Linked DNA regions of Mus musculus: all the other regions are linked to region 1. A link is a loop called in an ENCODE intact Hi-C map of the cell type or tissue named here. Cell type or tissue: heart. All regions are shown on one strand. Each heading gives the region's core, and the rest is flanking DNA. Links, peaks and the distances in the headings are about the cores only.

Region 1 (10,639 bases), core at 2,599-7,598:
CTGGGAATAGACTGTGACAGGAAACCATACCAACTGAATTCCTTCCTTGCCCTGCCTCAGACACTCTGGGCACAAAGAAGAACAGAGGCCAGAGCTGAAAGTCCTCCGGACCCTAGGTCTGCTGGGTCTCCAAGTCAGCTCAGGCTTGGCTCCAGCTGTGGAGAGCAGCACTGGCTGGAGCAGAGACCGGTTCCCAGTACACAACTGGAAAGGGAGTCCACTAGGCGGACGTCGATGCGGGGATTCCCTTTCAGGTCTGCATCCAAGGATCACGTGCTCAGCACAAGATCCCGGTTCTCTAAAGGATCTACGTGTGGACAGGCACAGCAGGCTATGGAGCCCAGGCTCAAGACACAACCCATTCAGCAGCCTCCTCCCCAGGGGCCTCTAACCCCATGGTCCCTCCCCCTCAGCTTCCAAAGGTAGGTCTCCTCTGTGAGGATGGAGAGGCCCCAGGAAGAGGCTGACTGGCAGGCTCTCTTCACCTGAGTCTAACATTCCACACTTCTCAGCGTAATCTCCTGAGGACTTTAAACTGCTGGTCCCGGCCCCTCCCTGGGAGGCCACACCCTACCTGAAACCTCTGTGCCTTTTGCAGTCAGGCTACCTCTGTTGATGCATACCTCAGAGTGAATCCTGTCAGAAAACCCCTGCCCCCTCCCTACTTGTGGAACCTTCCCTTCAGGCAAGTGGCTGGCTCCCTCCCCTATAGAATTCCTCACAGAGCCCACCACAACCCCCCTAGAGTGACTCCCATCCCCAAGCCTGCTTTTCCCCTACACCTTACAATTCATCTGAGCTTAGTGACCCTAGGAACAGCTCTCCCACCCCCTGCAGATCCTCTTTTATTTTAAAATCTCCATACGAAAACACTCCTGGAAGCTCTTCACTGGGCTCATTAAGACAGCCGCCCCCAGCCTCTGGGAAGCAAGTCACTCGTCCACGACCACCAACAGCAGCAGAATCCCGATGTTCAGGATGTCTCAAGCCTATCAAGTGCCCAATACACCCATTCAATTCACGGCAGTACCACGCAGCTGCTGACATCCGTGCTTTGGCTACAATGTTAAATCTGTTACCCTTACCATTGTTCATCAGATGAAAGACAACCTATGAAGCAGGTTTGTGATCACTTCAGTAGGAAGCCTAGGCTTGAAAAGTCCACAGACATGCAAGTGTGGGGCCCAGTCAGAGAGTTTCCACCATGCCAACCCACCTGTCTCCTGCCCAGGTTTCATCCCTCAAAAGGCTATCATCCAGAGAGGCCTAAATCAGTCTCTCTTTTCAACAGCCAAGGAACATGGAAGTCAAGACATCCACAACAGTGAAAACAGAGGTCCCTCTGTTCCTCCACCCTACTTTACAGAAAGGAAAGTGGAGAGCAAAGGTCTGACTTGCCCTGTGGCAAAGGAAAAGCCCAGGAAGGACCCCAGGATATAAAGGCTGTTTACCTCCAGGGTGAGCTCAAACCACCAGCTTAGGAGGAAAGCAGGAGACCTGTTGGGATAATCCCTTTGTTACAGAGACTTGCACTGGAAGCCTACAGTTTTGCATCTCATCATAGAATTCCACCAGTTGAGGTGGTGCTGGGGGGTGGGGGTGGGGGTGGGGGTGGGGAGATATGGCTGATGACAGGCCTAGAGGAGGGTGTAAAACCACCACAACCCAAACCCAGGTTTGCCCCCTAAGCCTTTTTTGACCTGGATACAATTCACCATCATCATCGTCATCATAATCAATTTGCTGTCCTCGTCATCAGTGTAACCATTCCTCCTCGCCACCAAACACTGTCAAAGAACGTCTCTATATTGCCACATACTGTGAAAATGACATTTCAGGATTTCGGTATCCAGGGCTCAGTGGTGCTAAGAGACTTGCTGTTTGGAACAAGGCCAGGTTTCTGGACACATTTGTTCGAGCATATTGATCTCTGACTATGAGCTGTCCCTGTGGTAGAGTCTGGACAGGGCCCCTCAGCAGGCATCATTCCTAGGCAGTTGTCAGGTGCCAGACAAGAAACCCAACCTTGCCGGGGCGTGGTGGTGCACGCCTTTAATCCCAGCACTCAGGAGGCAGAGGCAGGCGGATTTCTGAGTTTGAGGCCACCCTGGTCTACAAAGTGAGTTCCAGGACAGCCAAGACTATACAGAGAAACCCTATCTCAAAAAGGCCAAAAAAAAAAAAAAAAAAAAAAAAAAAAAAGAAGAAGAAGAAGAAGAAGAAGCCCAACCTTGATGTCCAGGGACCCGGTTGGGAGCAGTTCACTGATGGCTTCCAGGGATCTCCCTTTAGCCTGTATCTTCTCCAAGCTTGGCTTCTATAAGATTGGAATCACTGTGGACTAACTAGCTCATCTGGCTTTTGAATGGTACTAGGGGCTCCCCCTCCAAAAGACTGCATGTGAAGACCATGAAGTTGCCAGGGCACTCTACAGACTTGTCGGTCCTTGTTAGACTGTGGCCCTCCAAGCTCTTCCCATCTTCCTCGAACTGCACCCCTCCTCAAGGAGCACAGGCCCTTCCCCCAATGGGAGTACTCTTCCCTTCCAGGTCCCGTTGGAGTCCCAGGCCACCCTCCGGAGGTTTAAACCTCCATTCCCTGAGGACCAGCCCTCGCCACCCTACCATCTCATCTCTCATTGTTCTGCAGAATCCTGTTCCCCCAACACTAACTCCCACAGCAGCAGAGTCCCTTCCCCGCTTGGGCGGTCACCACTGTACTTCCGACTCTGGAAAGCCTCCCTTCGCTACTTTCTCCCTGCAGCTACCTGCTCAAGATAGGCTACTCCGTTTATGAAACCTGCCTCTCTCTCCTGGGCTGAGTCTCTCAGCTGTTTGGCAGGGACTTTGGGACACCTGCTCTGGTTATGTTTGCAGACACTGCCTGACCTCTCAAACAGAAAGTAACATTCCACCTTCAGAAAGAAGGTAGTGGGATCGTCTCCAAGCTGGGTCTGATGGGAGATGGGTGCCCGAGGTATTACTAAGACACAACTCAAACCTCATTTGTGAAAGAAATTTCTTGTTTACACAAAGGGGTGGGAGGGGCCCACCATCCTGGCCATGCTCTGAGAAAGAATCCGGTCCTTTGGCAACATGAAGGCAAGGACCCCACTGAACCAGGCTCTGGGACCCTGGAAGGAGCGCTTATTCCACCCGTCCCGGGACAAGCTTAAGAAAAAGCGCTTGCACAAGAAGTACGCTACACGCGTGGGCATTTAGGGATTTGAGGTCAGTTTCAGGGGCTCCTTCTTGTGGTCCCTGCCCGCGGCTTTGCTTAGTTTCAACGACCTCCCAATACGGTCCCCTAGTAGCCCCAAACACGAGAAAGAGAAATCGCATTCTGGTGGTCATGCGGGAATCTGGGACCTCCCCACAACCCAAAGTTTCCCCCCCATCTCCAGCGAACCCACCAAGTGCCCCCTTTACAATCTCACAACCTCCGGCTCACTCTACACCAGTGAAGACTAGGAATAAATCCACGATCTGGCCCCGCACCTGCGGGGTTCTCCAATTTGGAGGGGGCGTGGATGGTGCCAAGGTCAGGACTCTGCGTGCGGCCACGCGGGAGAGGCTGCAAGCGGTCCGACCACGCGGTGCAGCCGGCTTCCCAGGAGCCCCACCAGGCTTGGGGCGGAGGGGAATGACCAGGGGTCCCGGCAGAGCCGCGGCTGTCCACTCACCATTATGGGAGTGAGATGCAGGCGACAGTAGCAGCAGCAGCAGCGCGGAGAGCGCCGTAGTGGGAGGCATGGTTGTGCTCGCCCGGGGACTCCGAGCAGGTGGCTGCGGCGCTGGCGCAGGGTCGCGCGTCCGGACAGCGGGAGCGTCGGCGCCGCTCCGGGAGGCCTGGCGACGGCCGCGAACTCCGGAGTCGCGATCCGGCCGCTCCTCCTGCCTACCGCAGAGCTGGGCTGGGACACGGAGCCAGCAGCGACGAGCGAAGGTGTCTGCGGCCCGGGCGGTGTCTGCGCCGCTGCGGCCCCGCGCACGTTGCTGCGAAGACTCCCGCCCCGTCCCGTCCGCGCTGGCCTCCGCCCCCTCCCCCAGGAGCTCGCCCACAGCGGCGGCGGGGTCGGGCGGGGCGGCGGCTGGGCGGGCGCTGGGCTGCGAACAATAAGCAGAGGAGGAAACTCCGCCCTGGAGCGCGGCGGGCGGGGGAGCAGGGGCTGGCGGTCCCGGGCAGTGCGTGTGTGAGTGAGTGTGTGTGTGTGTGTGTGTGTGTGTGTGTGTGTGTGTGTGTGTGTGTGCCTGTGAATCTGTGCTCACGCTGTGTATACTTGCCTGCGCGCGCGCCAGGGACCCTGTCAGACAATCAATCCATGCCGCGGATGTCCTACACATTGCTTTTGCAGGGGATCAGCCCGGATCCTCCATAATGCTACCGCCCTTACAACGCAGGCACAGGCCCCCCCAGTCTGGAAGTTCCGATAAGAACCGACCCTTCCAGGCCCCCAGACCTCAGCGCCTTCCTGCGGCAGAACAAGGGAAGCAGGTCCCCTGCCCAGCAGGTGCCTGGATCTCGTGCAGTCCCCAAGTCTGTCCTCCGGGATGAGCCCCGTACCATCTGGACGGGTTTTTGTTTTTGTTTTTGTTTTTGTTTTTGTTTTTAACCTCTCCCACCGATGTACAAATGGATGCGACTCTTTTAAGGCAAAAATTTCAGCGCTTAATTCGTGCGCGTCTGTGTTCTAAGTGCTTTGCACGTATTAATTCGCTTGCTCTTCACGGCAGTCACATTTTTAAGCCTCGTTTTGCAGACAGAAAAATAGAGTTAAAAAAATAGTTTAAAAAGTTGTTTAAGATCCCTTAGGTGGTAAATAGCAGCCTTACTTCTGAGATTAATCTGGAAAAATACTTTGCACAGAGCCCGTAATACTGTAATTGAGCCATAAGAAATAATATTGCTGAATAAAAAGCAGCAATGGAGATTTAAGGGCCTCGGCGTCAAATCCAACCTGGGCTCAAAACCTAGTTGGGCTAACTCACTCTGAGTGCTTTGATTCTTTACATACGAAGAACAAGGCTAACAACACTTCCAACAGCTGCTGAGACACTTGCTTGGGAGACGCACTTAGCGTAGGGCCAGAACCTTGAACAGCCTTAATGAAAGAAGCAGCTTTCGCTCGTGAGAAACCCATAGACCTGAGGTGGGAGATCGGAATTGGAGAATCTCATAAATGGAGAATCTCATAAACCCGAGTTTACTCTGTGAAAGGACAAAGAAGCTCGCATCCTATTCGTTTGGGGAGGCGGGGAGGCTTTGCGGGCTGCAGACTCAGTGGAGTCCCCTGCAGAGGTGGCACTCTCATCTCGGGATACAAAGCTGAAGGGGGAGGGGAGGCTGACACGGAAAGGATATGGTGAAAATTTGTCACACATGACTCCTGGGTTGCTAATCCGGAGTCTTTCTGTCAGATGAGCCTAAGTGGAGAGATTGTTCCCGGATCCCAAGGACCGTGGACCTTATGAATCTCTCAAGTGGGCTATGCGCAGGCTCATCGTGAAACCGCTTAGGAAGAGTAGGGTTGGGGCGTCCTTGCAGCGGGCCTCAAGTTTGAGAAGAGCTTCCAGGCTGTCTTTACTAGGAAGTTTCTGCATGATCGTTCTGGCATGGTATTCCACGCCGCGTATGGGAAAGACAGAGGGTGTTCCCTGTGAATACGCCGGTGTGTGTGTTTATGTGTGTCTGATGGTCTTTTTTTTTTTTTTTTTTTTTTTTTTTAGCACTGTTCTCCTCGACAGTAGTGCCAACAAAAGGCTTGCTTCTCAAACCAAGCAACACTTTTTCAAAACTGAGGTTGAAATTTTTGTTTTGTATGCTCTCCGATGAATTGTATGCTCTCCGATGAATCATGCCTTTCACTCAGCGAATCTATACAAACTCAAAAACAATCAATACTAAATTCGTGGATAAAGTCTGGGACATTTTACATTCACATGATTTCAGATTGGCCCCACTATTAGATCACACATAGTTAAAAATGACAGCAAATATCTAGACTTAGGAAGTGGGGTACTTTTTGCAGTAAAAACTGCAAAGTCAGAATTGTGGTTCCCAATCTCCAGTACTGACAGGACCCCCCAATTTACTTCCAGAATGAGGCCAACAGAAAGTGCTCTTCTCAGCTGGACTGAAGCCCTGGTTCATCTGCACAGTGAGCTTGCTGGCCTGGAACACAAGATTGTAGCTGCAATGCAGTGCCCTTTACTGATGCTAGTCCACCATACTTCTGGAATTCAGTACACATTCTCTCTCTCTCTCTCTCTCTCTCTCTCTCTCTCTCTCTCTGTGTGTGTGTGTGTGTGTGTGTGTGTGTGTGTGGTGTGTGTGTGTGTGTGTGTGTGTGACCAAACCCAAGGCCATGTGCATGCTAAGCAAGCAATCTATCATTGAACTATACTCCAGACCATCCATCCCCTTAGTAGATTTTATTTATTAAGTACACTGTATCTGTCTTCAGACACACCAGAAGAGGGCATCAGATCCCATTACAGATGGTTGTGAGCCACCATGTGGTTGCTGGGAATTGAACTCAGGACCTCTGGAAGAGCAGTCAGTGCTCTTAACCGCTAAGCCATCTCTCCAGACCAGATTTACACACTCTTCCATGTCTACTTTTCACTTCCTCAGAGTAGGCCAGAACAGCACAACAGCACAACAATATATGTAATATATATGTGTGTGTATATATATATGTATATAGGTATATATATATATATATATATATATATATATATATGTATGTATGTATGTATATGTATATGTATATGTATATGTATATGTATATGTATATGTATATGTATATGTATATATATTTGCTAATCTACTGATGCAGACATGTATGCCAGCTTGGAACCATAACACAGGGACCTATGGCATGAGGTTTAAAATTGTATTCTTGTTGTCCCTGTCAGTCCCTCACTGTTAGGAGCAACTTGACAATGCAGCTGACCACATCCCTAAATGCTGACCTGGTAAGTCCTCCTGATCTTCATCCTGAAGCACTTTGATCCTTATTCGCCATGTCTATTGAGGTAGAACAGACCCTGTCCCATTACACCTCCTACTAAGATGTAATATGCTCACTTACCCCTTCAGTGCCGTTGTACCTGCAAACAGGACCAGGGATGCCTGTCTAAAGGACCACGTAAAAGTTACATGGGCTTTCTAACCCTAGGTCAGAGCAGTGTTCCGTTTGTCTTGAAATCCAGGACCTGGAAGATAGTGCCTTATCCTGGGAAAATGCACACAGGTAAACAGATGACGAAGTGCTTGGATTTTATCATAAAAGCTGCACTTTATTCTTGACTGCCAAATTTTGTAATTCTATGAATTTCCACTGGGGCTTAAATTACCCACCTCACTCCAAAGTCATGCCCTGTGTGTTTTTATTTAACCGTGTCTACTGTAACAGGCCCTGTGCCAGACATTATGCACCGCGCTGAGAATCCACACACGGGTGGCATAGCTTCCCCTCTCTTCAGGGAGAAGTAATCCCTGTACACAAACACGGTTAGCAGGTGGCGAGAACTGTGTGGGCAGCAGAGAACAAGGCACACAGCTCAGGCTAGGGAAGGCTCTAGGAGGAGGGATGTGCGACTCTGGCTAGGTCTTCAAAAGAAGGAAAGGTGGAGCATTTCAGAGTCAGAGGAGAGAGGTCAAGATGAGCCTGGGAGCTGAGATCTGCAGGGATTCCCCACCCCCACCCCCACCCACCCCCAAGCAGAAAGCTATTTTGTAGAGTGTTAGGGCCTGACAATAGAAAGGTCACTACAGCTAAAATCTTTAAGACAATGACCAACTTTCCATGTAAAAACAATCATTCTAGCTCCAGCGTACTTAGAATGGTAGGCAGACAGATGTAATCTCAAGGGAGACCACAGCACAACGTGAAGCCAGTTCAATGGTTCAGGGAGGCCTTGAATTTAAACACTAGAGACAGAAATGAGATGAAGGTTCTAAATAGGATGTATTTGGGGGACATAAGGATGTGGGGTATGGTATAGCGGCTGTGTCTGTGGAGTACTGTGGCATAAAGGCATGACTGGGTTCTAGATATCTGCTGGTTATTAGGTGGACTATCTGGGCGCAAAGGTTGTGGGGGGCGGGGAGAGTAGGGGCATTCCTGAAATAGAGGAGATACGGGGGGGGGGGGGGCTGGAGGGTGGGGAAGGAAGCAGATTTGGGAGAAGAAAAGTTTAGTTACAAGATGTGCTGATGCTAAAGACCCGTGACACAGTCAGAGTCATATCTGGAGGTCCCATTTGTGACACTGGAGCTCGGACAGAGGTCAGGACCAAGAGCAGCCACAGGAGAGTGGTCAGGGTACAGGAGGGTTTGAGGCAGGACTGATGGGGATAGTTTCAGTGGAGATAAGAAAAGACTGAGTCAGATCCTGTGAAAGATCCTCTTTCACAGCCGGACTGCAGAGTGGGAGGGGCTGAGTTACTAAGCCAAAAGAGATGAAGGGAGGAGTTACTAAGTCCCCTTCCCCCAAATGGAGGGAGGGAGAGTCATCCAAGTCACCTGCTGCAAGGGCTGAGACAGAATCCGGCAATGAAAGAGCCAGTGTGGTTTCCATTAAGTAGAATGAATTGTCAGGGAGGTGCTGAACAGAAGACAGACGCTAAGGGCAATGTAGATGGTGGGGCGGGGTGGGAGGAGGGCGCAGAATTCAGCACCCAGGGAAGGCTTATGAGCTGTTTAATCTTAAAATGACAGAAACTTTTATGATTGTGAGTTAGGTAGAAGGAGCTAGCTTCAAAGGAGAAGCTAGAAGAAGCAGAAACAGTGAGGTTCATCTTAAGCCAAAGAATGCCAGTGCTAAAGGTCTGGAGCTGAGGGCTGGGGAGATGGCTCAGTGGGAAAGGGCCTGAGTTCAGATCTCTGCATCCTCCCTTTTCCCACGAGCCAAAAAACAAAAACAAACAAACAAACAAAAAAACATGTAAAGCTAGGTGTAGTAGCATCAATCTATAATCAAAGTGCTTCTAGATCAAGATCAGAGGCCAAGATAAGAAAATCCCCAGAAATTTGGGGATCAGTGAGTCTGTGGGGATCACTCAACAATGAAAATCCTGTTTCACAGTGGAAGGTGAGGTTTGACATCCAAAGCTGTCCTTTAGCCTCCATATATATGCTCTGTGACATGCACAGAGTAACACACACCACAATGATTTGGAGAAAGTATTGTTTTGAGACACTTTCTATCAATGGCAGATGGGAGTTACATCTTGGGTTGAGTCAGCCCAGAATGTTATCCTCTGACTTGGTGGCCATAGATTCTGGCCTTGTTCTTAACCTCTATAACCCAGTCTCTTCCTCTATAAAATAAACCTCAACCCACAGAGTCCCGTGGTAGTTGGGGGGCTCAATTCGTGGATATTTTGGCATCCACAGAAGAGACACTTCAATCTCTGCTTTGTTCCAGAAGTATTTGTTTCCTCTTACGTATCTGAGTCTAGAGTCATACGAGCCTAACACACTGTGCCCTGGAGGGACAGGTGAGAGACTTTTCCATAGAGGTGATGCTCATCTCAAGCCAACATTACAGGCTACCAAATCTGCTTGTACCTGCCCTCTTCTCAGATGAAACAGAGCCATGCTGTGCACTGTCTCAGAATTCCCACACCTCACATTCGGACAAAGCCGAAGGTTCGGCCGATGTTAGGGGTCACTGGACCTGAAGTTTTCTTCTCCCACAGGAAGAAAGCTGAGGCCCAGAGAGCTCAGACAACATCCTCACTCGTGTTGCTTGTAAAGAAGGTTCCAGAAACAGCCTATCCCTCCAGCTACTGTTTTAACAGGCTGTTCCAAATCCTTTGTCAATGTTATTCTCATCCATACACCTGTGTCTCACAATTTGGAAAGTCTCGGGTCCCCTGGCAGGAACAGAAGAGCTATATCACGGAGACAGAAGTAGAGGAGTTGGAAGAAAAGACACTCAAGCGTCGCTTCATCTCAGTCCCCAGCCTGCTTTCCAGGCTCACTTCCTTCCCAGTCCTCGTGCAGTCAAACCAGCATGCAGTTAATTTCCTCCACCCTGGAGTCGGACCAGGCCTGAAACCTGCACCTGGGCAATACTGAATGGAACTTGGTTTGTATGCGGCAAATGGCTTTCCACGTCTCATTGTCCTGGCATGATTACATCCTTATATAAACCCAGAAGGGTAAATGGAGTGCTATTGTCCCATTTTCCAGTTGAGGAAATGAAAACTCATTTCCCTAGCACTGACCCTGAAGGTAACTGTAGCTTTGTTCTGTGATCTCTGTCTTGGATGTTGACACACGTGTCCTATTTCTCCAGTGAGCTCTGAGTCCCATAAGGACAGAGCTGTTGTATCTGGCTCCTTTTCTTACCTTGGGCCTGACATGAGTCCCTCACCTCTCTCTGCTTTTCCTCCACCTGACACCAAAGTCTTGGGTCCCAGAATTAAATGTGATCACGTTCCTGTTCAAATGTCTCTGTTTCGAGTTGCCTAATTTCACTAAACTGGCTTTCAGAGCCTTCTAAATTCTGGTCTGTACTAACTTTCCCTCCTTCTCTCCCACTGTTGGGGAGAAGGTCTCTTACACTGGATTCCACACACCCTGTTCCTGGCAAGTCTTTGCAGGTGATGGATGATTCTTGCCCCAG
Region 2 (10,639 bases), core at 4,909-9,908, 52 kb after region 1:
ACCACACTCAGTGGTCCATGCCTGTAAGCCTGGGACCTGAGAGATGGAGGCAGGAGAACTAAAAAAGTCAAGGTTGTTATTGGCGTTATAGAGAACTAGAGGCCAGCTGCGATACATGATTATATTGAATTTGAGAGAGAGCAGGGAGAGGTATATGGGAGGGGTTGGTGGAAGGAAAGGGAATCTCAGGAAAGTGATGTAATTCTAATTTCAAAATTAAAAGAAAACAAAAAAAATTCAAGAGAAAATACTTCCTTCGTGAATGCCTAAAGGATACACTGACAGCTCCCGCGTAGCAAGACACCACTGCCTTGGTTCATTTTTCCATTTATTTTATTTATTTATTTATTTATTTATTTTACATTTCAATCGCTGTTCCCCACCTTGGCACATGAAGTCTCTGCAGTACTAAGAGCATCTTCTCACACTGAGGCAGACAAGGCATCCCAATTAGGGAATGGACAGCCCATGCTTCAGTTGTTGGGGGACCCACATGAAAACCTAGCTGCATATCTGCTACATATGTGCAGGGGGCCTAGGTCTAGCCCACACATGCTCTTTGATTGGTGGTTCAGTCTCTGAGAGACACTCCCCACCCCCAGCCTTGATTAATCTTGGGTACCCATCCCAGAGAGCATTCTGACTTTCTAGTATCGACTTCTCATAAAAAACTCTTTCTTTGATGAGCTATGGAAGGAAGTCTCCTTCTGTCTTCTTGCTGGACTCTGTTAATGGGATATAAGAACCAAGAGAAGGGTGAGATTAGAGCATATAGCCCAGTGGCTCTCCTCCCTGGCCACCTATGGTCCAGCAGGTTGCTTCTTAAGAGATTTTCATCTCCAGTTTCTCCTCCCCGCTCAGGCTGAGGCAGACTGATGGCTCCTAGCTGTGACTGTGGCTGTGCTGTTTTGTGACTTGTCTTTCGAGTTCCCTTAACCCTGTCCACCTGTTGTGAATAGTGCCTTTATTTCACGCTGTAACCTTTTTCATACACTATTGTTTCCCTGCATACACCGTGACTTTCTGTCAGCTTCCCATCTCCATGGTTCAGGCTGTTACCCTGCCTCCCCAGCCAGCCTTCCCCCTGGCTAGTGGTCCTTCTTCTCATGTGCAGCCACCAGCTTTATAAGTGGTCCACACCTTGTTGTTTGCACACTCTTTCCTTAGACAGTCCCCTTTCTCCGCTATTGCAGATGTGCCGAATACGCACGCAAAAAGAGGACAGATGGGTGGATCGAGAGATAGCTAGATATGCTATCTCTCTCTCTCTCTCTCTCTCTCTCACACACACACACACACACACACACACACACACACAGAGAGAGAGAGAGAGAGAGAGAGAGAGAGAGAGAGAGAGAGAGAGAGAGAGAAAGGGAGAGAGAGACAGAGAGAGACTTAAATAATAGTAATAAGTGTGTGTGTGTGAAATAGACACCAACCTGGATTAGTCATGCTACCTGGTAGAGGCAGATATCAGCTGGGAGAGCTGCCTGGAAGAGACTCTCCAACCTGTTGAGCTGCCTGCAGGCTGCGCACCGGTTTCCAGCTTGTCTATGTAATCGATCACCTATGCTGGAGTGGGGTTTTGGTGCTGCGGCTGTCTTTGAGCCTTTTCTCCCTGTAAGTAACCTCTTGCCCACGTACTTCAGTGCAATTCACCGGTTCACCAAGTTGGACCTTGGGGGCATTCTGACTTGGGCCTGCTATTTGTTCCCTATCTGAGATGAATGTTTGTGTCTCCACAGGAATAGTGTCACACAAGAGCATAAAGTCTCCAGGACCATACCCTCCACCCTTCCTACACATAAGACGTGGACTCTTGTTGAATTTTGATGTGGTATCAGAGAAAGGTACCTAGAATTACCTGAATTTGTTCTCAAACATTTCTTTTCAGGTGTAAGTTTGCAAAGTGAGGGATTTGTATTCTTTCAGACAAGTCTTGTCATGTAGTTCTGGCTGGCCTAGAACTTGCTAGATAACCCAGGCTGGCCTTGAATTTGTGACAATCCTCCTGTCTCAGCCTCTCAAGTGTTGGGATTACAGGTCACGAATCACCACACCTGGTTCCCCTGTATTCTTCAAATAAAACGTGAGTCAAAAGAGGCTGAATAAAGAGGCACACATGGAAGACAGGAGGCCTCTGTTAACTAGGACAGCCTTGCAGGTGGGCAAAAAATATCACTCTTTTCAAAGTTGTGTTTTGTTTTGGAACATAACTGTATTTAATAAAATATGTTATTTACTTCTTTTTTAATTTTTTTTTTTTTATTGTTTGAGACAGGGTTTCTCTGTATAGCCCTGGCTGTCCTGGAACTCACTTTGTAGACCAGGCTGGCCTCGAACTCAGAAATCCGCCTGCCTCTGCCTCCCGAGTGCTGGGATCAAAGGCGTGCGCCACGATGCCCGGCTGTTATTTACTTCTTAAATATGTTATATTTAGTAAAATACACTCAGGGTTGTTTAGTGGGAGCTGGAGAGGTAGCTCAGTGGTTAAGTACACTCAGAACTCATGCTCATGACTTCAGTGCTATCACCATGCGTAGCAGAGAGCAGAGAGCATGAGAACAAAAATTAAAATTAAAAAATTTCATTTTCCATGTAAAAGAATAACAACGAACCCATTATATATGAAAATACTTGATTAGAACTTGAAAAGAATTTTTAGAATTGTACGCGAATGGATGTCTGCCTGTACATGTGTATGTGTACCATGCGGATCAGTGACGGCAGGAAGCATCAGCTCGCTGAGAACTGGAGTTAGACAGTTGTGAGCTGAGATGTGAATTCTGGGAACCCAAGCAGGGTCCTCTGCAAAAAGCAGTTACAGCTTTTACCACTGAGCTGTCTCTCTGGCCCTTGCTTATTTTTCTATTTTAATTACTTGTGGGGGACTGTTTCTAGGAATCGAACCCACCTCAAAGTCAAGGTAAGAGTCTGTGCCATCGATAAAGTGGCACTGAATTCAGAGAATTCTTCCCCCGGTGCTGCGGGTTGCCTGGAACCGAGGCTGCCGGCCCCTCCTTATCAGGGACGGTTGCTTATCTCCTTCATGAAGGAAACATTTGCTGGAAGCCTTTCAAGAGGGACAGCTCCTTGATGGCAGAGCTGGCCAGTGTCTTTGCAAGTTATCTGAGATCCCGGAGGAAAGGGGCCTTTGGCAAGTGGGCAGTGTGCCTCGCCTGGCAGGAGCTCAGTCTACCTTCCCTCCCTACCGAGCTGAGGGTACCATACTTGCAGGTGAACCCATGTGGCTACTGATGCAGAGAGCGGAACAGGTCAGACTCGGGGAACCAATTCTTGGCTCAGCTCTGGTCCTAGGATAAGGACTGTTTTTGACAAATGAGAAGAAAAGACACTCATCTTGTGGAGAGAGGAGTCTTCTAGAACAGTCCTTTTTCTGAAGGCATTTCTTGACAAAGGTTATGCCAAGTACAGACCCTAAGGATAAAAAGGCCAGCCCAGCTTTCACCTGGGACATGAACCCTTCTGTTTTGAAATCGGGGACAGAGCCGTGGGTGAAAGAGATCTTGAGCCATTGTTGGTTGGCTCCTTCCATCTTGGAGCTGCGGGTGCAAACCGCTGCGCCCCCGAGGACGACTTTTCCTGGCTCCGGGCTCTGGGGTTGACTCAGAGGTAGTGTGAGGTGGACGCCATGGGAAAGGGCTTGTCTGAGAGGAAAGCCTGTGGTTCCTGGAGAGAAACATTTCACTTCCTCATTTCTCTGGCTTCAGCTGCACTGCCTTCCCTGGGGGACTTGGCAAGCCCTGGCCCTGGACCATAGTAGCTGGAGAAGCTACAGGCAGGGTCCAAGAGGGAAGGTGGTCCAAAGAAACGCAGGAGCCCCTTACAGCCTAATCCCCAGGGCCTGGGGGAGGCAGAGGCTGGTACAGGTTAGGACTGTGTTTCTACCACCGAAGTCCTTCTGAAGTGGGAGGGCAGACTGTATAATTTATGGATTTGGCCCAGCTGGGGAAGGGGCTGAGCTGGGAGTCCTGGGCCTCACACTCCTTCAGGGTAGATAAGGAGAGAGATCAGAGGAAGCTGCTGTGAGCTCACCCCGTATACACCCGGAATCCAGGCTCTAAGACCCAGAGGCAGCAGTGGCAAGACAGATATTTATGCATAAGGAGGGTGCTTGGTTTGCTCTTTTCAAGCTTCTCGAACACCCCTCTCACCGGAAGCCAGCTAGCACACCCAGTGTCCCTCTGTCCTCCTATCTTGTCAGATCTTCCAGGAATTTTCCTCCTATTTTGACTCCTCTGTTGCTTTCTCCTGACAAGCCCGGGTTGGCCTGAACTGAAGGGCAGTGTCAGCTTCCTCCGATCTGGGCATGACCTGCACCTAGTGGGGACTGTCTGTGCCTGCCGCTGCCCTGCTTAGGGGTCTCTGGATACAACCTCTAAAAACAGATTGACCCCAGAGCCCTGGGACACGTTTAGATATTCCTGGAGGTGTGGGACTGCCGGTCAGGCCACACATCAATCACTCGGCAGCTCATCACCTTAGACTCAACCTAGGAGACCTCTAGTCCCTGCCTCTATCCCAATCAGACTTTGGGAACCCTCTTTTCTCCCTGGTGGAGGGGCCTTTCCCAGATCCTTTCTACCAGTCTCCTTGGGAAGTCCCTTTGGCTTGTACATGTGACTCTCAGTGAGGGAACCCCAGCCAAACTTAGTCAAAGGAGCTTGAGGTGGCTGATCTGAGACTGCCTGTGTCCCTTAGACTTACCCAGGTCCCTATGCTCCACTGGGGCCACAGCGGTTTACTGTAGGGTGTGCGGGGCCAGTCAATGACCTGCCCGAGCCCCGTGTACTCTGAGCTTGGTTGTTGGTCATTTCTCAAGCACAGGGCCAAGGTCTTAGACCATTTTTGAAATCTAGAAACCATCCTCTACCATCCAAGCCTCAACATTTTTTCTCCCTCAAAACAAAGACTCTCTTGATTGTTATCAGTCTGTTGACACATACATATACATACCAATGTCTTGGTAATAAAAATAATGTTATAAGCAAGTACTTACTGGTGATTGCTATTTTTCTGAATATGACTCTTTTATTTTATTTTATTTATTCACTTTACATCCTACTCACTGCCCCCTTTCCTGTCACTCCCTCCCACAATCCTCCCCCACCCAGATTGATTCTAAGCTCATTTTATTATCTACCTACCTACCTACCTACCTACCTACCTACCTACCTACCTACCTACCTATCTCTATCTATCTATCTATCTATCTATCTATCTATCTATCTATCTATCTACTACCTACATCCTATCTACCTGAGACAGGGTCTTTTGTATCCAGGCTGGCCTTGAACTGGCTATATAGCTAAGGAAGATCCTTTTGCTTCCAACGCTAGAGTGTTGACATCATAGGCACATGCTACTCTGCTCATTCGTGTGGTCCTGGGGCTTTGGGTGTGCTAGGTAAGCACTCTCAGTTGAGACATCCCCAGCTGTCTAAGCACAGTTTAGCTATTAACTCCTGTGTTCTCTGCAGCTGGGGAGAGGTCTGCCTAACTATTCACCTACACAGCGGCGCCTTCAGGGTCAGGGATCTCTTCCTCAAGGACTCCTTAAGCCCCAGGAATGTTTGCAGATGATCTGCCATTGTGAAGTCCTTTGTCAAACAGGGTTAAAGTTCTTCTCCTTCCTACTCTCTTAGGGACAAAGGGCAACAGAAAGATATGGGGAGAGATTAGGCCAGCCAGGAGAGACATGCTTGGGCCTCCCGGAAGGACTGAGGAAGCCACTTTATCCTGTGTGATACCCTAGTAACCTCTGAGTGATGGACTGTGGGTAGCCTGGTTGAGTGGTGCATTGTGGGTAACCTGGGTCTCTTTTGACACTTTTCTGGATTTTCTACCATAAACAATTCCATTTATACTCTTTAAAATTTTTAAATAACACTGTTATATGTTCTTTTGTGTATTCATGGGGGAAGTGAGGCTTGTTCATGCCACAGCACTCTTACAGAGTGGAGGTCAGAGGACAACTTGTGGAAGTGGGTTCTCTCCTTCCACCATGATTAGACTTTGGTGGCTAGTGCCTTTATCTGCTGACTCATGACTGAGCTATCCTGTCATCCCTCTTTTGTACCCCTTTTTTGGTTTTGTTTGTTTGTTCATTTGATGTTTGCTTTTTAGTTTTTCCAGCCAGGGCTTTTCTCTGTAGCCCTGGCTATCCTGGGACTGCTCTGTAGACTAGGCTGGCCTCGAACCCCCTTTTGCACTCTTAAAAAGAGTAGATAGATCTTTGCAAAATGTTAGTTGTTTATGTGTGGAGAGGGGACTGTTGTACCATGTTTTCAAGGGCAACCACAGAAACTCCCGAGCTCTTTGGTCTTCAGCATTTCTCCCAGTGCAGCTGGCTAGTTGTCTGTCCTGCTGACCAGAGAGCTGCTCTGGCCGGCATATGGCAGAATGGTAAATGAGAACCTTGGAAATCATGGTCTCAGCTCTGGCCACTTCCCTTTCCAGAGCCATAGCTTGATGTGGCGAGGTGCCCGCCATGTTGGTCTCTCTAACGGTGAGTGATGCCACCCCTCTCCTCAGTTGCCCACTTCCACCTGGAGCTGGAAGTTGCTCACTATTGATGGGCATCTACAGTCCTTAGCAGAAGTCCTCAGCATGTGGTGCACGTCTGAAGAAACACCAAGGCCTGGGTTGAATGCTCTACCAGCCAAACCAAAATTTCTGGGGGTTGAACTTGGGACAACATTAATGCCTTCATATCCTTGATGGTTCCATCAAGGCAACGGGGGAGACAGAGATACAAGACTTGTGTTGACAAAAGACTGCACTCTACCAGGCATTGGCTGACTTCTCCAAGGACTCTAAACTGATTTGGAAGTTTGAGAGCCAACCTGGTCTACTGGCACGGGCCTGTTATCCCAGCTACTCTGGAGGCTGAGGCAGGGTGATAGGAAGTTCAAGGCCTTCCTGGGCAACTTAAGAAGAATCTGTCTCAAGATTAAAAAATACAAAAAAGATTGTACAAGCTCAGTGTTTAGCATGCGTAAGGCTCTGGGTCCAATTCTTAAAACTGTTATAAAATTTAGAAAGTTTTTTTAAGAGGGAAAGAAATGAAAAGAAGCATATTAGAACCAGTACATAGAGATGGGAGCACCCAGTGTGACATCCAAGATGGGAGCACCCAGTGTGCCGTCCAACCAACACGACAGCATAGACACAGAAATACTGAGGGAGAGGAAAGGCAATCAGGACAGGTTTTCTAAAGGTCTTGGAGGCAGGTTTGGGGGTGATGTCCCACTGCGGAACTGACTCTCCTTGTCATTTCTAAGGTCTCCTCAGGGGCTCCTCTTCTGAAGCCATCCCCCTCCTGCTCTGGCTGATCTCATTGTCACCCCCGGGCTCTGTTGTTGGGTGTGGCTGTCCACTCTTTAGTCACTGCCCTGGCTCTCCAGGACACCCCGGCAGGACTAGGCATGGACTGATAAGAGCTGTGCTTGTTAGCACAGCTGTTCTTTGCAACACCCAAGCCTTGTTTTCAAACCTGCGGAAACTTGGGTGCGGAAGCGGGGCTGCATCCACCCGACTTCAGAGTTGGGCTCGCTTCCAGATAAAAGGAAATTCAGTCAGTTTTCCCAGACACGTTGACAAAAATAGTGTTGACAGGAACCTCATAGGGTCTGCTGGGGTTCCAGTGTGACATCTACAAAAGTCAGCTGGGCTTTGTGACTGGATGCTGTTAGGAGTCCTGTTCAAATGAAAAACTTCTCTGGAAGTGGTTCTTGTGGAGGTTCTTTGGGGACAAGGTTCGACAAGGTGGAGGTGACCTACTCTTCTGCGGTTGACAGTCTTTCAATGGGCTTTTGGGGCCTCTTGGGCTGAGGGGCTTAGAAGAATGTTCTAAGATAAACTGTGTGGTTAAATAGATAGTATAAAGAGAGGGACAGGTATGGGATGGTAACTCATGTTTGGATAGAAGGGAACCTAGCATCTTGGTGTTCCCTCTCAAGTGTACGCACCCTGGGTAAAGTCCTGGTGCTGGATGGAACTGGATGGAGCTGGATGGAGCTGGATGGAGCTGGATGGAGCCGGATGGAGCCGGATGGAGGCAGATGGAGTCAGGTGGAGAATGTCTCCTGTGGAAAGTTGCTCTGCCTCAGCATCTCCATCAGGACTTGAGGTGCTGCTAACACAGATACCTTTGTTCATATTCTTCTGGGACTTTCTAAAAAAGACTGCCGGGTTGGTCATCATATGACAAGTGATGGTTGCTTTTGCCAGTGAATGGCAGCACTAAGACTGAAACGCACATCTCTCAATTGCCTGTTCTCCCCCACTCAGAGAGCTAGCTCATCAAACTGTCTCCGGAAACTAGAGATTACATAAAGCAGGGGTAGGAAGAACCACGCAAGCCCCCATCCCTCACATTCACCAGTATGCCCATATTGGATGAGGTCTAGATGGGACTAAGGAGGCTCTTGTAAGCAGCACCATTGCCATACCCTACAGAAAGGTGGAGGTGACCTACTCCTCTGCGGTTTTTGTAGGGTTTTGGCCTCTGTCAGTGAGATGAATGAATGTAGGGCATCTGGACAGAGACTGGCAAGGCAGAGATGCCTGGAATAAGACATTTATCTGTATGTAGCTTCTGTGTCCTTCTTGGTGAAGAACAACACACATACCCTCCATGGATGTTGTCCAGGTTAAGATGAGACATTATTTCTGAGTATGGTATACAGAGTGCTTCATAGGCTGGGAAACACACCTTTATTAGGGCTTTCCATTTCAAACTGCTTCTGTCTTCCTTTCCCTTGCCCATCTCCTCTAGGCCCTAGGGGATTGGGTGTAGGATGGGCCCGAACCTTTGAGGAAGAGACAAAGCTATCCCAGAAGAATAAGGAACTTGTCTTGAGACACACAATGAATCATCCCTCAGCTCTAGGGTCTTAGGTCTTGCCTCCTAGACCCCTGGGGCTCCCTCTCTGCCCCTGTCACAGAGTTCCTGCTTTCTATGGTCAGCACACACCCTGCCTCCCCCTCTCCCATTGCTCTTCTTTACCGGAAGCCCTGCCCCATTGCCCAGAGGCTTGCTGCCTGGGCTTCAGGAGTCCAGCTGTGCTGGGCTGGTGTTTCCTTAGGTAACTGTGATGATTCAGGCTATGACTATCACAGTCCAGGTCAGGGGAAAGGGCTCACTCAGCCCCTTGGCTGAGCAGTGGTATGTGCAAACACTGCTTAGATAGGTTATTGCTGAGTATTGGAGTCGGCTCTCTCTTCCCATCTCCCAGGCTTAAGAAACTTGGGGTTGGGAATGACTGTCACTGCTGGGAGGGAAAACTGGTGGCAAAGGTGATTTCCTTGGGTTGCCTGAGCTCCGAGGAAGGGAAAGAGCACAGGGTCTTTAGGGGTTGGGACACTTTTAAGTAGGGCTGATTCTATTGCTTGAGTTTTATCCCAGGAAAAAAGGTTCTTAGTCACAGGAAAGCTTTAAAGTCAGACGCATCACGGACGGACGAGCTTGTAAGTGTGGGGCTGCTGTGCTATTGTTTGTATTTTTGAAAGCAGAGTCTTATGTAGCCCAAGCTTGTGACAAAGCCAAGGAGGTTGGCCTTGAACTCCTGATCCTTATGCCTCCACTTCCTAGGTATTAGGATTAGTTCAAGTTCCTTCTGGTAGCCCTGGTTTTGTTGTTTTGTTTTTCTCATCTAAGAGGGGATAAAAATACTATTTATAGTTACTTTGAAGATAAAGGCTCTAGTTCTCAGAAACCTTCACAGAGGGCCTGGCTTAAAGATGCTGGCCTGTTGGGGACTTTGTGACAAGAATGACCAGGAACACCCTATACCCCACCCTTTACTGGAAAGAGCTCACGAAGTTCTAACTGTAAGGTGGATGGGTCCTCTCGGCACGGAAGAAATAACACTTGGTTAATTCGGTAAATATTGACTGAACACTTGCTGTGTGCCAGACATTGTTCAAGCAGCGCAGGAGATGACAGTGAACCAGTGTCTGTCCTCGGAGTATGGATGTATGTGCAGGACAAGGGGGTAAGGCGTGGGGCAGGGACAAATAGAAAGACATGTAAAAATAATTTAACTTAGGGCTGGGGCTGCAGCTCGTGGCAGAGCATTGACCTAGCCCCGTGCATGACCCGGAGTCCTAGCTACTGCCCTGGAAAATAGGGATGGGTACTCTGAAAGCACAGAGGAGGGTTGTACTCTGTGGGCTGTTTGGGGTCATGCAAAGGAAGCTTGTCTAAGGATGTGTTAACAGGACTCTATGGATGGAGGAAAGGCATAAGCAATGAAAGCCGCCTACAAGGGTTTCCTTTGTAAAGAAGAATTAGGTCAATGGGGCTGGGGAAGATAGCACAGGTAGTAAAGTGCTTCTCTTGTAATCATGAGGCCCCGAACTTAGCCTCTAGAACTCGTGTTAAAATGGCTCAGCGGTTAAGAGCACTGGCTGCTCTTCCAAAGGTTCTGAGTTCAATTCCCAGCACCCACATGGTGGCTCACAACCATCCGTGATGGGATCTGATGCCTTCTTCTAGGTGTTTGAGAAGACAGATCAATCACATACATAAAAATAAATAAATATTTTTAAAAAGTCAGAGGAGTGTATAATCCCTGCTTTAGGGAGATAAAGGGTGAGACCTTGGGGTTCCCTGG
Region 3 (10,639 bases), core at 776-5,775, 59 kb after region 1:
GTAGGGCTATCAGAGAAGGAGCACCAGCAGAATGAGGATCCTCTGTGGCCAAACCCCTCTGAGTAACTTACTAAGGGTCTGGACTTCAGGCCATGCTCCCAGGACAGTGACCCACATCCCTACGCAGGTGACCTGTGACTTGCATATACATGGAGGGGCCCCAGGATGCAGCAGAAAGCTGATCATGGTGGTTTGTGTATTTTTTTTAATTAGACTGATGGCAGGCAGCTGTCACTGCTTTCTTATTTATTTATTTAGTCCCTGCTTTCTGATTAAAACTCGGGTGCTATTTGCTGATGCCAGGGGTCAACTTGTGTTCTGAAAACACAGCGGGGTCCAGCTGCTGACCTTGGAGCCAGCTTGCTCACAAGCTTGCCAGCAGGATCAGTGGCATCCGGGGCCGGCGGTTCCACTTGATGGTGCTCCTGACTCTGGGTGCCAGTTCAGAGCCCTCATTAGGACCACTGTTCAAAGAGAAGAAAGCCATCTGTGTCTCCAAGTAAATCCAGTTGTCCAAAAAACGGACTGATATTTCCCTTCAGAGAACTGTTGCTCACTCAAGCCTTTCAGTGTAATAGTATTTCTTGGGGGCAAATTAGTTATGAAGCAAACCCAGATAATGGTTAGGGTTTGTGTGACAGGTGACAGGTGACAGGTGTTCTGATGGGTCAGTCCCATGCTTCAGTTCCATGGATCATGCAGACAGAAAGGAGATGAATAGAAGGATGACACCCCCCCCCCAGGAGCAGGCACATCTCTGACCCGAGAAACTCAGACAGGTTGGACAAGGTTGAGAATTCAGAGTTAGATAAACCAGATACAAGCCAGCCACTGAAGTCCTTGCCATGCTAGCATGAAGACCTGAGTTCAGTTCCCCAGAACCCATGTAAGAAGAAAGCGCAGCCTCAGTGGTGTGCATTTGCAATCCTGGTACTGAGGAGGCAGAGACAGGCAGATCCCTGGGGGAATCACTGGTCAGCTACACTAGCCTACTTGGTGAGCTTCAGGCCAACGAAAGACTCTAGCTCAAAAGGCAAGGGGAATGGCTTTTGAGGAATGGCACATAAGGGTTGTCTACACACACATGCACACATGTGAACTGGAACAAACGTGAGCACATACATGCATTTGCTTACACATGTGCAACTGTACACATGTACACTCACATAAGGGGAGGGGAGAGGGAGAGAATGAGCCCCCATAAAACAAAAGACAAAACTGGATAAACCATTGGTCAAGACACATACCAAAGACCATAACAAATCAACTTTGAGGTTGGAGAAATGGTTTAGTGGTTAGGAGCACTGGCTGTTCTTCCAGAAGACCAGGTTAAATTTCTAGCACCTACATGGCAGCTCACAACCATCTGTATGTATGTTCTAGGGCATCCAAAACTCTCTTCTGGCCTCTGTGGGCCAGGCTCACATGAAGAATACAGACATACATTATAGGCAAAATATCCCGTGTATGGATTATTTTTATGTGTTTTGTTTGTTTGTTTTGAGACAGGGTTTCTCTGTGTAGCCCTGGCTGTCCTGGAACTCACTTTGTAGACCAGGCTGGCCTTGAACTCAGAAATCTGCCTGCTTCTGCCTCCCGAGTGCTGGGATCAAAGGCATGTGCCACCACACCCAGCCTATTTTTATGTGTATTAAAAAATAATTTTAAACTAAAAGAAAAAAATGAAAACCAAACCAAACCAAACCAACAACGACAACCAACTTTTCCGGGGTTTAGCTCCCTGAGCCCAGCTGTACATTGCCCTCCTTTGTCCTCCACTCATCCAGGTGTGCTATGGCAGAGGTTGGTTTGAATTGTCAACTCACATGGATGAAGAAACGTCAGGGCACAGAAAAACATTGCTTTGAGTGTATCCGTGAAGTTACCCGTAGTTTACCTGAGGATGGAAGACCCAACCTTATAGTGGACAGTCTTGATTCTCCTGGGCCAGCCCAACACTGACATTCCCCTTTCTCTGATTCCTGGTTAGAGTCAGGATCCAAGCTGCTGATGCGCTTCCCCACCATGACCAACTGCGTTCCTCTGAACTGTGAGCCAAAATAAACTCTCCCTTCATGAATTTGTTCCCCCACCTCCTAGGCATTTATCCACAGCAATGAGAAAAGTAACAGATGCACACATCTCTAAGGCCTGTGCTGCTTTCCTTTTTCTTTCCTGGGTCTTCCTCAGGGCTTTCCCTTCTGAAGAACTGAATCACGGGTAAATCAGAGAGCATATACTTGCTTAGTACTTATTTATTTTTAACTTTGTCTGCATGCATGTATGTGCACCTTGTGTGTGTGCCTGGCACCTGAGGAGGTCAGATGACGGCATCAGAACTAGAGTTACAGACGGTTGTGAGCTGCCATGTGGGTGCTGGGAATCAAATCTGGGTGCTCCGGAAGAATAGCTGGTGCTCTTAACTACTGAGCCATGGCATAGTTATTTATCCAGCAGCATAGACTGGGAGTCCCTAAGTGCTAGATGCCCACCATTCCCTTCAAGGACTCCCTCTGGCATGCACTGAGGGCCTTGGCTGGAGCTTCATTCCTATATTCCCTTCCTGGAAAACGTCTCTCTGTGGACTTCTTGACATTGCTGTCTATCCCAGCACTAATCCTGCCTGCCACATGGTCTCTTCAATGTCTGGGGACTCTCACAGTAGCTAACAGACACCATTTCCCGGCATAGTTCCATGCTTCTCAGGCCCTATGCCTGGGAGTGACAGCCAGGTCTGTGGGTCATGGGGTAAGGGACAAAAGGTTACAGGACTGTTTGCTCTGTTTTCAGTGTGCACAGAGTGAATGGCCACCATGAAAAGCAAATGAGTCAGGGGATGAGAAGGTGGTACTCAAGCAGGAACAAGTTACACAACAAATCTGAAACATCTAGGAGATGCGGGGTTCTGGACCAAGTACCAAGCAACCTTGCAGCTGACTCGGGTGACTAGCAAAGTCAATTCAATCAGTTGAGACCCACTGTGTGATGCAGATCAGAGAACTGGCTCCTTGGACTTAGAGCAAGGGCAAAGGCAGAGGTACAAGGGATTTAGAGATGGAGCAAGAGAAAGATCCAGAAATAAAAGGAGGATGGGAAAAAGAGAGTGCTCACAAAACATCGATGATGTGGGTTTGGGTCACATAGTCAGTTCTCCTGAACGGCTGAGGAGCCCCCTCACCCTAAGGAAACAGATTTAGAAGTTTCCAGTTATGAAAGAGATGAAAGAAAACAAGCCACGGCAATAAGGTGAAGGGTATGGCTCCGGATCGTTCAGCCAGAGGCTGAGTGGAGTTCAGGACTCTCTCCAAACCTTCAGACATTGTCTCGGGTATGAAAACTGGAACTTGGAAAGCTGAGTAGGCTGGGTTTCCTGGGGAAGGATTCGTGGATGGGAACACAAATGAAAGGAGAGATGACCCATCTGGTTTCACAGCCATACTCGAACTTCTTCCTTTTCCCTGCCCTCGGCCTGCTCACCGCCCTGTCTGATCTCCCCTTTGTTTCTCTATCTTCCTCATCTGGTGCCTGCATGGAGCCGGTTTCTTTCCTTGTGATTCATTTGGTTTTCTATTCAGTTTTGTTCCGTCATCACCACGGCAGAGTGTCGGCCACTGTGAAGAGCAAATGAGTCCGCAGATGTGGCTTCTATGAAGAGGGTGGTACCCAAGTGGAAGCACGTCATGCAACCAATATGGAACGGTGAGGACGAACGGAGTGGCCCTGCCTTGCAGCTCAGTGGTGTGAGTAACAAGTGCAGAATGACCTCAGATACTAAATAGGGGTGACACAGGCAGTGGCTCATTGGCAGGAACTCGCCTGGCTCCTGGCCTCCTTCCTGCCCTTCCTTCATTTCCCTGACTCCTGGATGCTTTCAGCTCATTTCTACCCTCTCATCAGAAAATTCCTGGTTGTCTCATGAACATCCCATTCAATATGCCCCACCAGGAATCCCATGGTGGGAGCTAACCCAGGGCTCTTGAACATGCTACCTTTCCCTAGAAGCTTATGAGGCACATACAGTCCTAATTACATCACATTGCTTCTGGGATGTCACTGACTGTAAGATGCAGCTTATTTATAACCTTGAGAGAGAGCAACGGGCTGCTGAGATGGCTCGGCAGGAAAAAGGTAGTTTACACACAAGCCTAATGAGCTCAGATTGACCTCTGGAGCTCACAGAAAGGTAGAAGAGAACTGACTTTACAAAGTTATCTTCTGTTCTTCACACGAGTGCCTTGGTATCACGTCTCTCCCTCACACTTCATGTGCACACACATAATACTAACTTTTTTTTAACTACATGTGGTGGCACATGCCTTTAATACCAGCAGTTGGGAGACAGAGAAAAGAGGAATCCCATAATAAGTTCAAGGTTAGCCTTGTCTACATAGATAGTTCTTGATCAGTCAGGCCAATACAGTCAGGCTAATACAATCAGGCCAATACAGATGCTGTCTTTAAAAAGCTAAAATAAAAAATTATGAGAAAGAAAAGATTAAGCATTGCTGAGTCACTCTTGGGGTGTTCACCCATTCTCTTTAATATTCAAAGTGTTTCTGTATTTGTTAGCAACTCCAATTATCAGTTTACTTTGTATGTGAAGAAACATTTTATACTTAGTCATGGATATTGGAATCCCATATCTATCTTATCTATCTACTTTAAATAAATATCTGTCTGTCTGTCTGTCTGTCTGTCTATCTTATCTATCTATCTATCTATCTATCTATCTATCTATCTATCTATCTATCTATCTGTTTTTTATGACAGGATTTCTTTGTATAGAGCCTTGGCTGCCCTGGAACTCCCTATGTAGACCAAACTGGCCTTGAACTCATAGAGATCCACCTCCCTCTGCCTCCTGAGTGCTGGGATTAAAGGTATGCATCACCCTCACCTGGCCAGTATATTTATATGCAGTTTGTACATGAACTAAAGGTACCTTCTGGGGGTCAGTGCCTGAGATGGAGCCAGGGCTTCCCCCTGTTGAGCATATACTCTGCCCCTGAGCCGCACCCACCCTTGTCTCTGTTCTCTTAGGGTTCCCCATCTTTGTCTCCCCAATCTTCTCAGTGGTTTAAAGCTCAGTTATGCTATTCTTTTTCTCTCAAGACGGAGTCTCATGTATCTCAGAGTTTTCTAAGTAGCTGAGGGTAACCTTGGACCCCTGGTCCCCTTGTCTCCTTTTTTCAAGTGTTGCGTTAACAGGTGTGTACCACCGCATCACATAGACTTATGTCACACTTTTAATGTAGTATTCTTCATGTCCTTATGAGCAGCTCAGTGTTTTCTAAAAGTGTGGGTTTTCTTGCAAATACCTAAAATTGAGTCTATAACTTTAAAGATTTATTTTTGTCTTGTGTGTATCAGTGCTTGGGCTGCATGTGTGTACATGCACCACATGCATGTCTGATGCTGCAGAGGCCAGAAGAGGGCTTCAGTTCCCCTGGAATTGAAGTCATAGACAGTTATGAGCTGCCAAGTAGGTGATGGGAATTAAATTTGAATCCTCTGGAGAAACAGCTGGTGCTTTTAATCTCTGAGTCATCTTACCAGACCCAATTCTGTAAGTTTTGACAATAATAGTAAGTACTGACAACTCTGTCATTATTACTTTTCAACTAATGACTCTACGATGATGCTAGATGTATTAAAATGCTGAAAAACAAAGCTAGCAACACCAAGTATCTCATAATTAATTAAAACCAGAGCTGGAGATGTGGCTCAATTTGTTAGAGTGCTTGCTTAGCATGTGTGGGGCCCAATATTTGATTACCAGCCGCACATAGATGGGGCATGGTGGCACATGCTTGTAATCCTAGCACATAAATGATGGAGACAGGCGAATCAGAAATTCAAGGTTAGTCTCTACTATGTGGCAAATTCTAGGCCAGCTTGGGGCACATAAGACCCTGTCTCAAAATAAAAATAAATAAATCAGTTGTTATATCACAGATGACAGAACTAAGTTGTGGGGAGAATAGATATCTTTCATGGTCAGATGGCTAATTAGTGACTTTTGAGCCCAGACCAGTCTTGACTCTGAGTATGGGCTTGTATATATGTGCTCTGTCTTTATCTCTGTCTGTCTGTCTCCCTTCCTTTCCTTCCTCTCTCTCTCTCTACTTCCTTCCTCTCCTCTCCTCTCCTCTCCTCTCCTCTCCTCTCCTCTCCTCTCCTCTCCTCTCCTCTCCTCTCCTCTCCTCTCCTCTCCTCTCCTCTCCTCTCCTCTCCTCTCCTCCCCTCCCCTCCCCTCCCCTCCCCTCCCCTTCCCTCCCCTCCCCTCCCCTCCCCTCCTCTCCCCTCCTCTTCTCTCCTTTCCTCTCCTTTCTTTCTCTGAGACACAGTCTCACTGTGTAGACCAGGTTGGCTCACTAACTTCCTACCTTAGCCTCAACTAGGGCTGCCATTAGTAGCTTTGGACTCTAACATACTGCTGTGCTCCAAGACCTTGCTAGAAGTCCATTTCTCAAAGCTGAGGCCGGTCAAGCTCTCGTTCCAGGGCTCTGTTCTCAGAGCCTCCCACACTTGCTGAAGTCACCCACTAGCTTCTCTGGCCTGGTTCTAGTTATACTGGGCACAGTCCTGTCCTCCTAGGCTCATACTCCTGGACCCTTCTGTAGAGGACAACTCAGCCACACCTCAGAGTCTCATGTCTGGCCCAATGCCATGTCTGGTAAGACACGGGCAGCTCATTTTCATGTCATAGCAGAACCCAATCAGCATCGTGCCTGGCCTGGGCCCCTCAGTGGAGGACTAACTTCCACGTGGGTACCTCTGTCCCCATGCAGGCTTCTGTGGTCCTAACTACATTTTCCATCTCCTGTCCCTGGGGTGTCATGAAATTAGCCAGATGGTTCAAGAAGTGGCCTAGAGATCCCAGATACCCCACAGCAGCCATTGGGGTGCATGGGTCTACTTCTTCAAACTGTGTAAGTGATATCCTGTCTGGGGGGGTGCGCTCTTCATATCATGATGATTTATGGGAAGATGCCTGGTTTTGTACGTTGTAGACATTGGCATTCCTTGTCCTCTGAGACTTCAGGAACCTGACCCCCAATGGTGACGTAGGCATTGCTAGCTGAGAATCTGAGGGTGTAGAAGTGTGTATGTACATGTGTGTGTGCATTTGTGCACAAGTGTGTAGGGTGGGGTGGAAGTGCTGGCAGGCAGACCTTTTCTGATTTAAATCTCATTTCCCAGAGGCTCCAGGACCCTCTCTTCCAGTTCCTGCCCTGGGCTGTGAGCCAGCGGCTACAGTGGGAGACACCCAGACCAGCGCCAGCTTGGGGCTCTAGATGCCCTCCTCCGTGGTGTGGGGGCAGCAGAAACCCATGTGGGAGCAACAGAGAAGGAATGTTCCAGGCCTGTTCAGTTATTAAAGACTTCTCAAGATAAATGAATCACAAGGGAGAATAAAGAAACAGAAAAGCAGCTAAATTAAAAGACACCTCCCTCCACACTTTGCCCACCAGACCTAGAAAGCATTTGGCTGATGGTCAAGGTTGTTTGCAAGAAGGAATTTGTGTCATCCCTGGGCACTAGGGCCTCTGAATGTCCGTGAGGATGTAGAAACTATCCCACTGGAAAGGCCCTAGGTGCAGGCTCAGGTCTAGATGTTGGGCAGTGGCAGGAGCGTGGGATAAGAAGCAGCTGAGAGGGGCGGAAGCTCAACTTCAGGGTGCCAGATGCTCTGCGGTCTTGCGGTGCTGGTATCAGAGGGAGATTCTGGGTAATCCATGTGAGCCTTAGGCCAGCAAACAGACTCTGGCTAGATACAACCTTACTTCTGTATCCACCTAGAGACTTGGGAGTGTATGACCCAGGGAGCGGCCAAATGGCACGAGAGAGCTGGCTAGGTCTGGTAGCACAGGCCTGTAATCCCACCTACTTCCAAGGTTGAAGCAGGAGGGTCTCAAGTTCAAAGCCAGTCTGGATTACAGGGTGAGTTCAAGGACAGTGTGAGCAACTGACTGAGAACAAAGAGGTCTAGGGAGATGTCGCTCCGTGGTCGAGCACTTGCCTAGAATGTGTGAGGTGTCCTGTCCAGTCCTCTGGGGAGAAAGAAGGGGAGGGAAAGGCTACAAGAGCTGTGTAGTGTTGGATGAGGGCAAAATCAAAATGGACCAGGAATATTGATGCGCAGGGCTTAGGCCTGCGGGACTGAGTGGAGAGAAGAATTGGGGAGCAATTTAGAACTGATGGTTGAAGGCTTTGACCTTGGTATGTACAGAGGAGCTGACTGGAGCTAGCACAGGATGGGCCTGAGCCAGACCTTGCCATTGCCTAGGAGGGTCGGTGAATCAGAGCCCAGCATGTCAGAGCTGGGAACCATGTGATCTTATCTTCTCCTTTTAGAAGCAGTCCAATAGGCCCAGAGAGGGTAAGTACTACTGTCAGGTACACACAGCTTAGGACCCATCAACTCCTGAGCCGTGTACAAAACTGACAGCGATCCCATCTCTCACGGGCTTCTCTGTGGCAAGGGTCATACCTTGCAGGGTAGGAAGCTGCCACTGGAGCAAACCTGTGGTGATCTTGGGGGGCAGATGGGTGAAAGGTAGATGAGGACTCTGAAGACACAGGTTTCAAGTTGAAAAGTACATTTGTAACCCTGGCGTTTTGAAGGGAGAGGAGAAACATATCCACAAGTGTGAGACTGCTCTGTGTAGTGATGCCATGTCATGAACCCCCTAAGAAACAGAAAGAAATCCGGGGTCAGCTAGCCTGGTATTCAGAATAGTGAACAGGAGACACTGTCTCGAACAGACTGGAAGGCTAGGACCAATGCCTGCAGCCTTTCTCCGGCTTCTGCGTGTACATCTGTGTTTGTAGCCCCCCCTCCCATTTACATATACACACAGATTTTCAAAAAGTTTAAAAAAAAAGTGAAGGAAAGAAAGGTCCAGTTTTAGGTGTTTTATCCATCTGCTCAATCCTAGAATCCCAGGCAAAGCTGAGTGGACTTGGGTGCCTGTCCATTCAAACCTCATGGCTCACATGGCCTGCCTGTGGCCTGTCAGGGGTCGGGTGGCTTTAGGCACATCCTAAGAGGTGAAGAAGATAAAGGGCATGAGGAGGGGCCTGGTGGATGGGCTGCCTGGAGCAGCCCAGGTGTGGGGAGGAAGGCCAGAACTGGCTGGTTTTCCCGATGTGGTCCTGGCTTCAGCAACATCAGAGCTGAGAGCCGGTAAGCAATCAAGGCTCCTGGCAACATTCCTCTCATAAGTGGAATAACACAATGCCTTTTAAACTCCTCCTTAATTGACAGCTGCAGGGAAAGTGCTCCATCATCCCTCCTCCTCATCCCACCTGCTCTGGCCCCATGGAGGAGTCCCTGTTTCTAGCAGGGCTGACAGGAGATAAAGGCCAAACACGAACTCTTGAGCTCCTGGCTGGGGGCTGCGGCTGGGGCCTCCTCGTACCCAGGGCCCTGCTGTTTAGACAAACCTCAGGCATGCTTAGGTCTCCTGCTCCTGGTACAACTAGGGGATGATGTCAAATTGAGCTGGTAAGAGCCTTGGAATTCCAGTGCTGGGTCCCCCAACCCCAGACACCCCCCTCTAGCTGCAGATGAGGTCATGGGCTCTATCTTGAGAAGAGAGCCATTTATGTTGCTAGAAAGGAGCCAGGTAGGTGACTCAGGCTTTTACTGCCAATGGTGGGCAGTCTTGAGGGGAAACCCAGGCATGTAGGCACATAGGGGACAAGGTCTGTGAACTCAAATGTGATGGCTGTCACTGGATCTTGGCACAGGTGAATAACTCTCTTATCAACCTTAGCATCAGGGCCCACACTGGAATTTGTAGATGGGGCAGGGGAATATGTCCTTGCAATGTATAACATGGTTCTGGGAAGTCATCTCGAGCTGGCAGAAGAAAGTAGGGCACGCAGCCTTTAAGAGGTGGCCTCCATGGGCTGGTGAGATGGCTCAGTGGGTAAGAGCACCCGACTGCTCTTCCAAAGGTCTGAAGTTCAAATCCCAGCAACCACATGGTGGCTCACAACCATCCGTAACGAGATCTGATGCCCTCTTCTGGAGTGTCTGAAGACAGCTACAGTGTACTTACATATAATAAATAAATAAAACAAATATGTATTTAAAAAAAAGATAAAAAAAAAAAAAAAAGAGGTGGCCTCCACAGTGTTAGGAAAGAGGCTTGCAGGCTCTGGGGAGCTAGGAAGGGTTTGGATGGAAGTCGGTAACGTGATCAGATGTTGGGCTCAGAAAGGTGCTTCTGGAGGAGCAGCGGGACGGACTCACAAGTTTAGGGATCGTTTGAGATGATAGCAAACCCAGCGGCAGATAGCACAAGCCCGAGCAAGGGCCCTAGCGGAAAGAGGGCGAGTCGGCAAGTGTGTATATTGACATTGGGACTGTCAGTATTGTATGACTTGGCCTAGGATTACAGCTATGGGGAGGCAGCAGTGAGAGGCAGCACTGGGCTAGTAAATAACTGATTTTTGAGACAGGGTCTCGTATGGCTACATAGCGGAGGGTGACGTTGAACCGACTCTGCTGCCTCATCTCCTGAGTGCTGGGATTATACACCCTTACACCTGGTTCACGCGGTGCTAGGAATAGAGCCTAGGGCTCCATACATGCCAGCCAAGCCTTCGACCAGCTAAACGTTCTCCA

Evidence for each region. A loop is a pair of places that touch in the nucleus more often than their neighbours do. Peaks named below come from ENCODE experiments on the same cell type or tissue, not always from the same donor. Only the 100,000 strongest peaks of a DNase experiment are listed, where the experiment ranks them.
Region 2: a loop joins it to region 1, with 2.1 times the contacts of the local background. A loop is called at or near these places in 4 of 42 quality-filtered maps.
Region 3: it touches region 1 in a loop (3-fold over the local background); 8 of 42 quality-filtered maps call a loop at or near these places.

Annotation. Positions count from the first base shown.
Region 1 is chr6:31,559,897-31,570,535 of GRCm38, forward strand. It overlaps Podxl (podocalyxin-like), which reads right to left and starts at 4,041. Exons shown (of 8, transcript NM_013723.3): 1 at 3,683-4,041. The coding sequence starts at 3,752. In heart, for the core only: a CTCF peak has its summit at 4,493; DNase peaks (open chromatin) are centred at 2,625, 3,545, 4,095 and 5,365; H3K4me3 peaks cover 3,107 bases; H3K27ac peaks cover 3,115 bases; H3K27me3 peaks cover 298 bases.
Region 2 is chr6:31,610,047-31,620,685 of GRCm38, forward strand. All of the region lies in intron 1 of Gm31486 (a long non-coding RNA gene), which reads left to right. Among named protein-coding and RNA genes, the nearest start is that of Gm31486, 10 kb to the left of the region's middle. In heart, for the core only: no CTCF peak of the experiment used is centred there; a DNase peak (open chromatin) is centred at 7,495; H3K4me3 peaks cover 418 bases; H3K27ac peaks cover 4,487 bases.
Region 3 is chr6:31,620,842-31,631,480 of GRCm38, forward strand. It overlaps Gm31486 (a long non-coding RNA gene), which reads left to right. Exons shown (of 3, transcript XR_001785214.1): 2 at 3,576-3,740. Among named protein-coding and RNA genes, the nearest start is that of Gm31486, 21 kb to the left of the region's middle. In heart, for the core only: no CTCF peak of the experiment used is centred there; a DNase peak (open chromatin) is centred at 3,730.